Regions from separate parts of the Mus musculus genome. Here region 1 is linked to region 2. A link is a contact called in ENCODE Hi-C or POLR2A ChIA-PET data. All regions are on one chromosome and are shown on one strand. Each heading gives the region's core, a stretch centred on a gene start or an enhancer-like site at or near the end of the contact. The rest is flanking DNA. Distances are from core to core; before and after follow the strand shown.

Region 1 (3,893 bases), core at 702-3,201, 34 kb after region 2:
CGCTCATGTGTCTTGAGTCTTCACTGATCTTTGCTTCCCTGAGAGAGACAGAGCCAAGAACTTCTAGTGTTTCTGTTAGTCCTTCCTGGCCTGGCTGGCTGCTAGGGCATGTCACCGCTGTTGCTAACCTGACTCTACTGAACTGGTGTATCTGTGAAGTGTTTGCAAGTAGACCTAGCTGCGACTGCCTGCTGACCTGTGAACTGAACTGCCGATTTCCAGACAACACAGACAGGAGTTGCTCCAAAGAACCTTTCTAAACAGAGCCACGTCCCCTGTGTCCTTTCTTTCCCACTATGTCTGGTGGGTGGTGGGCTACAAGGGAAGTTAACGCATTTAAGAACCATCATTGGGCTGGTGAGATGGCTCAGTGGGTAAGAGCACCCGACTGCTCTTCCGAAGGTCAGGAGTTCAAATCCCAGCAACCACATGGTGGCTCACAACCATCCGATCACGAGATCTGACTCCCTCTTCTGGAGTGTCTGAAGACAGCTACAGTGTACTTATATATAATAAATAAATAAATAACTCTTTAAAAAAAAAAAAAAAAGAATTAAAAAAAAAAAAAAAAAAGAACCATCATTAAAAGTAAGGGTGAAAAAATTAAAGTTACACCACAGTTATATCCTGAGATGTTCAAATTCACCCTCGGTCCTCCCAACAGTCCTCACTATGTTTCCCTGTGCTTATTCAGCTGGAAGATGTGGGAAGTAAGGCTGAGTACAGCAGAGGACTCCTGACAGAGGCAGGGTTCCAGAACCGTCAGTGGCCACACGAAGAAGCTGTTAGGAGACTCCCAGCACAGCATTGGCTCTCTTTCAGACCCCAGATTAGGCACAAACTACACACAAACACCTGTTCTCACAGAGAGATTCTTTACTAAGCAGGGAAGAAAAGTTAAAGTGGTTGTTTTCTGACTCAGGCACAAAAACAGCAGCAAATGACCTTTCACATGTAATTTTTGTTTGTTTGTTTGTTTGTTTGTTTTTTGAGAAAGGGTTTCTCTGTGTAGCCCTGGCTGTCCTGGAACTCACTCTGTAGACCAGGCTGGCCTCGAACTCAGAAATCTGCCTGCCTCTGCCTCCCGAGTGCTGGGATTAAAGGCGAGCGCCACCACACCCGGCTTCACATGCAATTTTTAAGAAGAGAAAAAGGGGAGGCCTGTGTTAGAATGGATTAGGATGCAGTGGTATATTTTAATTGGGCATGTTAATTAGTTGAACCAAAGGGGTTTTTTGATTGCTGGACTTCAATACTTTGATAGCGGAACCTTGGCAGTCAGCCTCCGGAGGAGGAAATGGCCAAATAAGAGAAAAGACCTTGGTGGGCAGGTAACCCTGAGTTTAGGGGTGTAATCTAGCCAGTCAGAGAGAATGGAAGAGAAGGGCAAGGCCTGTCAGAGCCATGCTGGCCATGTTCAAGAAAATGAGGCTCACCTGTATCTGGGACTCCTTTCTTGTTGTCTAAAATTGTGTGAGGAAGTGAACAAAAGTGGCTCCAGGGAGAGCCAAGCTGGAACTGCCAAGGCTAGACCTGGGCAGGCCACACCGCCCATGGCTTCATGTACTTGCTAGGAATACCTACTTTATGATGATCTTCTTAACGAGGCATGGTGTGTGCTCTGGACTCCTCTCGCTGGCTCTCCTAGTTTCCCAGGCTTAGAGGAACTTCCTGGGGCAGAAGGGGGAAGGGGGTAGTTTTATACAATAAGGGGTGCCCACAGGTGGCAGCAGTGGCACATGTGAATGGGCATCCTTTTCCTCTGTAGCCTAGCCAGGGCGAGTTTGCTGGAGTTGGGAGAGGCATGTAGGGGTTAGGAGATGTCCAGAAAGGGGATAGCTCTGCTCTACACTTCACAGAAGGCCTTTACAAACACCTCAGATGTCTGCCGGAAACTGGAGGTGGAGCTGGCCTGAAGCCCAGTCTGAGGGGTGGGGACAGAGGCAGAGGCAGAGACAAGGCAAGTTGGAGCGGGAACTCCTGAAATCAGCCGACAGAAGACTCAGGAGAAGCACTATGGGGGCATGGGCCATGCTGTATGGAGTCTCGATGCTCTGTGTGCTGGACCTAGGTCAGCCGAGTGTAGTTGAGGAGCCTGGCTGTGGCCCTGGCAAGGTTCAGAACGGAAGTGGCAACAACACTCGCTGCTGCAGCCTGTATGCTCCAGGTAAGGCAAGGAGGAGAGTGGGACTCAGGCTGTAGAGCAGCGCCCTTCCCGACACTCATATGAGGAGGCTGGGCACAGGGCACATGTGAGTTGGTAGGTAAATCTTTGAGTCTGGAGCTCTGATAAGGAGGTAGAGGGACAACTTCCTCTCAGAATGTGGGAGCAGAGGCAAAAGAGGCTGGGAACTTCTCCCTGAAGAAGGATTGGGGATCCAAGATGAAAGAGGACCATCTGTTAGGTGGACCAAACCTTAGCCATCACTGAAGATACTCTTTGTCTGGGTTGGAGTCTCAACATTTCCTCTGGTTTGTCCACTGACTGTGACTTACAATTGTAGGTGTAGGACAGTCTGTGGACCAAAGAAGAATATCTCAGCACCTCACCTTGCCACACTTCTGGTATAGAAAGGGGCAGCTCTGAAGCCCCATGTCTCTGAGATAGAGATGTGGATATCAGTGAAGGCAGCTGATGAGGTTGTTCTAGTCCCTTGAGGGGCAATATGGGGTGAGAATGGGGCAGCATGGGCCCAGGGCCCATAGGAAGCCCCAGGTGACTCCCACATCCAATGGAACTTACGAAACCACAACTTTAGAGCAGTGGGAGGTATATATGCTAGCTGTCAGCCAACTGAAATGAAACAGTGAACTAGACAAAGCTTAGGGTCTTGCAATTGGGGTTGATTGAGAATGGAGCCATAGCACCCTAAATACTTGAAGGATCAGTAGAAGCTCTGGAGAAGGGGCTCTGTCTAATGGCTGAGGCTCTTATTCTTGTCCAGGCAAGGAGGACTGTCCAAAAGAAAGGTGCATATGTGTCACACCTGAGTACCACTGTGGAGACCCTCAGTGCAAGATCTGCAAGCACTACCCCTGCCAACCAGGCCAGAGGGTGGAGTCTCAAGGTATGTTCCTAGGGGACTGATAAAAGCCACAGACAATCATGAGTTGGACCTAGGGCCAAGCTGATATACCCAGTGAGCATGTGTAGACATGTAAGAATGTTTGCAGATAGAGCTCTCACGGGTGCATCTTCTAGGTAGGCAAAGACCTACATCCTAGATTCTAGAAGGGATAGGTGGGTCAAGTGGTCTCTGGGTACCCGAGCCCTTCTTCTTAGGCAGGAATGGTCCATCGTGAGGGTGGGGATGTCTTCTCAGGGATGTTGGTGAGAGGCTGTGGGGAGCTGCCCAGGTGCTGGTCTGCTCTCAGACTATTATTATTCTGACTATGGTCAGATCTTACCACCAATCCTGTCCGTCTTCATAGGGACCAATGTATCATGCCAGTTCTAGAATAGGCACACATGGTAAGCAATAGCTTATTCAGGCCCTAGACCTGTGGACATTAGACCTGGTGAATAGATAGACCCTTGTCTGACTCCTTCTTCATTAACTTCAGGGGTCCTAATATTCTGTCTATCCACAGGGGATATTGTGTTTGGCTTCCGGTGTGTTGCCTGTGCCATGGGCACCTTCTCCGCAGGTCGTGACGGTCACTGCAGACTTTGGACCAAGTAAGTCCTGGATGAGTAGCCTAGGCCCGTTCTAAGAAAGCCTCCCCTATCCCTTTCTTGCAGTGACCACCAGAGAACCCCCATTCTTCTCCCAAATGGCTTAGGGGACAGCAGTCCTTCTAGTGTGGTCCCTTTGGTAACCAATCCTGACAGTGTCTGTCTGTGTCCCAGCTGTTCTCAGTTTGGATTTCTCACCATGTTCCCTGGGAACAAG
Region 2 (4,048 bases), core at 626-3,125:
TTAGGCTGTTGACAGATTAATCCACAGATACAAAATCTGACACAAGTATTTTCCTTTAGTTAAAAATAAATTAAGACGTGCACTCCCAACTTAAAAAAATTTAAGGGTTTCTCTGCATAGTCCTGGCTATCCTGGACTCACTCTGTAGACCAGGCTGGCCTTGAACCCAGAGATTTGCCTGCCTCTGTAAATTCTTATCTATGCAAGCATACAATATTTATAAATAGGTCTAAGCAAACTGCATTATATTTATCAACCTCTATCCACTGAGACAAAAATTCTAACCTAGTTGACTTGAAAATCAAGTCAAACCTCATACTTGTCCATGACAAAAGATAAAAAACGGGAGACACAACAGAATGGAACTCTGTCTGAACAATACAAAGACAACTTTGACAAGTAACATTTTGAGATGAATTCAACACAGTCTGCAGGTGAGGCTGTGCAGAACAATCAAGATGGGCAGTGAGCTGCAGAGTTTGCAGAATGAGGGCACTCTAAACTCATCAAGTGAGGAGGCCCTTCCCTCACACTCCAGATGGCTGATAGGTGGCATTACATGGTCAGTGTGTGTGCATGTGTGTGTGTGTGTGCGCGCGCGTGCGCGCGCACGCGCTCAGATGCAATCTCCACATTCATAACCAGATGTCCTTGGGTAGGCCTTACACCAGACCACTAATGGCACCCTCAGTGGACTAGACATTGTTAGCTGTCTCTGGCCATCAGTCCCAAGGTCTCAACAGCAATTGGATAAACCAAGCTCAGCCCAGATCATTTATCAGATTGTTCAGGATGCTTGGCCTGTGTCAGGAGAGACCCCGGCACCTGCAGTGACATCAGGGAACGCCCTCCTTGCGCTGGCAGCACTGGGAGGGTGGAGCTGACCAGTCATAGACATAGGAAAGGCGCAACTGCACCTCATGCTTGCACAACCGGCCCTCATGCAGCAACATCTGTTGCTTCTCCAACATGTCCTCTGGGCTTTGCTTGTGTGTCACCAGATACTGATTGTTGCAGCCTCGAGATTTGTACTCCGTGTCGAAGCGTGGGTCGTGCTCCCGTTGCACATCCACTGGTGCCAGCCAGGTGCCCAGCGATACGTCTTCACTGTGCCACGCGCGCAGGTACTCGCGGCTGAGGCGCAGGTAATGCACCAGGTCCGCAGAAAGGACATAGCCACCGCCCAACGCGTAGGGCAGGTAGTAGTCGCAGAGTTGCCAGGCTGCTTCTCGCCAGCGACCTCCCGGCTTGACGCGCCCGCGCCCGGAAAAGAAGCCCCAGTAGAGGCGCCGGCGGCGTGCGGGCTCCCGTGCGCGTAGGTCCACCAGGATAGCGTCCAGGCGCGCAAAGGAGTCGTCGTCCGCCTTGAGCACGAACTCGAAGTCCACGCGCTCATCCAGCCAGGTCAGCATGGCCAGGACCTTGGCCGTGAGGTTCTCGTAGGCGTCGCGCAGGGCGGGCAGCAGCAGCAGGTCCCCGTGCTGCGCCTGCTCGAGCTCAAGAGCGCGCCGCTCCTCCGAGCCTAAGCCGCCAGTGCCCACGGCGAAGCGCGCCCACACGTCCTCGGGTCCGCCACGCCTCTCCGGTGCCAGCCACGTGCTGCGCACTGCGGTGCGGCGCTCGACCGCGCGGGGCGCACTGGCCACCAGCACCGCCAGGAAGGCCTTAGCGCGGGGCCGAGCGGCTCCGGAAGCGGAGGGCGTCTCGCCCTCGGAAGCGCAGCGCGCCAGGTACAACAGAGTGGTGCCGCAGAACGCCAGGCCGCCTAGGCCCAGCGCCACCCGGTGCCGCCAAGCGCGCCGGAATACCTTCATGCTGCGGGCGAGAGGCCGCCGAGGAGCGCAGGCGCGGACGCTGGAAGGCGCCTGCGCGACTCGGACGCTGGAAGGCGCCTGCGCGACTCGGAGGCTGGAAGGCGCCTGCGCGACTCGGAGGCTGGAAGGCGCCTGCGCGACTCGGAGACTGGAAGGCGCCTGCGCGACTCGACTCGGAGACTGGAAGGCGCCTGCGCGACTCGACTCGGAGACTGGAAGGCGCCTGCGCGACTCGGAGACTGGAAGGCTCGGAGGCTGGAAGGCGCCTGCGCGACTCGGACGCTGGAAGGCGCCTGCGCGACTCGGACGCTGGAAGGCGCCTGCGCGACTCGACTCGGACGCTGGAAGGCGCCTGCGCGACTCGGAGACTGGCGCGGCCGGTTAGGCCTGGTAACGTGGGAGGAGCCCCGAGGCGCACCGTGGCTGGGGGTTTCGACTCCCCGGAGCTGATATCCAGGGCGGCTTTGAAGGATAGGGCTGGGCCCAGAATGATTGACACGTGACCCCGCGCGCCATTCCTATTGGTTGCTTCGCAGAGGCTGCTTCCGCCCATAAGAAAGATGGCGGCTTCGAGATTCGTACCGGAGGCCGGGTGTTTTTTTCCCCACCGTTCCCGGTTGTCTTATTCGCCCCTTCCCGGAAGAAAGATGGCGGCGGCCTGAGCCGAGTTCTGCGTAAGACTTGGCGGGCGCCCAGACCCGGCGCATCAGAAGCCGGGGTGAGTGAGGGGTCCCTGCAGTCGCCGTGCGAGGGGCGGGCTTGGGAGGCCATTCGGGTAGCGTTCGAATCGCGCCAGGTCTGAGCCGGCTCGACCCCGCGGGCCGCCCTCTTCCTCGGCTGCTGCTTCCGGAACTCACTGCCGCGGGGGATCTGAGGCTCGGGGCTCTGTTACCGGCTGGCGTTGTGACCTCAACTTGTGGTCCAGCAGCATCTCTGCCTCGGTTTCCCCTTTGGTAAAACGTGCGCCATGAGTTCTAGTAGTGTGAGCTGGAAATGGAAGGCCTGGGTAAAACCTTCCTGCCCAGCCCGGGTTGGTGGGCGTTCTTCTCCGGTACTGTTCGGCGTAGTTCTTAAACCGACATTGCTTTTACTTACTGTTGTTGTTGTTGACGTTTTTCGAGACGAGCGAGCTTTCTCCGTGTAGCTCGGGCTGTGCTGGAGCTCACTCTGTAGACCAGAGTGGCTGCACTGGAACTCAGAGATCGCCTGCCTTTGCCTCCTTAGTGCTAGAATTAAAGGCTTTTTCTTTTCTTTTACTTAACTTTTTTTTTTTTCTTCCTGCCAGGCTTTATTTCTTTACATTCCTATTTTTGTGTTGCTGGAGGAGATCGAATCCAGCACCGTAAATGCTGGGCAAAGGCTCTACTACTGGGCTAAATCATCAGTCCACTACCAGCTTTTGGGCTGTTTTACACTGTTGGTTTTTAGACTTTGGTGGTCTTTTTTTTTTTCCCTTTCCTCTTTTGTTGTTGTTAGCGATAGGTTCCAGACAGGGTTTCATGTAGCCTGCCTGAACTTACTATGTAGCTGAGGCTGGCCTTGAACTATTGAGTCTACTGCCTGTAACTCGAAGCAAGCCTAGTCAGTCTGCTTGGCAAGTTCCTGGCCAACCAAGGCTTCATTGTGAGACCCTGTCTCAAAACAAAACAAAAAAGCAAAAGAAACAAAATATATAGTTTGATTTCATCAGAATTATAATGTAAGGATGGCAAAGAAGTACAGATATTCCCCCAGCCACCCTGTGTATTCCTGAAACCTAGGTGGAACTAAGTCCTGAGTAGACTGTTATAGGTACAGCAAATTTTAATTTAGAAATTAGGCCCAGGTAGAGATTAACAAATGATCATAAAACAGTTGTGACTTTGACAAATAGAATGCCATCTGACTTCGATTGATGGCAAATCAAGGGGTATCATTGTCACCTCCACTACAGGTGTCACTAGCATTCCTTTTTACTACTGGTTGGAAACTGATATGTGTAGAAGCTATGACAAGATGAAACTCCTGAGTTTCATGCCTGTTTTCTTCTCCTTGTATTCTTACACCCGTCTCCTCATCATTCCGGGGCAAATCCTTGAGCATTTCCCAGAATTCTCTCTACCCCTGCCAGATGTCCCACCTCCTATTCTCTGCCTTAGCTCATTAACCATAGGCTTTTTTATTGACAGGTGATGCTTATAATAGATTCTCTACAGCAAAGGTCAGATGCCTTAACCAAGGTCACAGAGCTCTGT

Evidence for each region. Hi-C counts contacts between places; a loop is a spot of excess contacts on that map. ChIA-PET counts read pairs that join two places held with the same protein, here RNA polymerase II (POLR2A).
Region 1: a loop to region 2 is called in a map of gastrocnemius, with 13 times the contacts of the local background. The contact joins the promoter of Tnfrsf18 here to the promoter of B3galt6 in region 2. A Hi-C loop is called at or near these places in 14 of 37 maps with a recorded cell type or tissue (CH12.LX, T-helper 1 cell, T-helper 17 cell and 6 more). POLR2A ChIA-PET finds 5 or more read pairs at or near these places in 3 of 5 experiments (Patski and embryonic stem cell).

What each region holds. Positions count from the first base shown.
Region 1 is chr4:156,024,371-156,028,263 of GRCm38, forward strand. It overlaps Tnfrsf18 (tumor necrosis factor receptor superfamily, member 18), which reads left to right and starts at 1,952. Exons shown (of 5, transcript NM_009400.3): 1 at 1,952-2,167; 2 at 2,946-3,068; 3 at 3,592-3,679; 4 at 3,851-3,893. The coding sequence starts at 2,017. The region is part of intron 2 of Gm16008 (predicted gene 16008); the gene reads right to left.
Region 2 is chr4:155,990,803-155,994,850 of GRCm38, forward strand. It overlaps B3galt6 (UDP-Gal:betaGal beta 1,3-galactosyltransferase, polypeptide 6), which reads right to left and starts at 1,876. Exons shown (of 1, transcript NM_080445.4): 1 at 1-1,876. The coding sequence starts at 1,814. The coding sequence ends at 837. It overlaps Sdf4 (stromal cell derived factor 4), which reads left to right and starts at 2,041. Exons shown (of 7, transcript NM_011341.5): 1 at 2,041-2,532.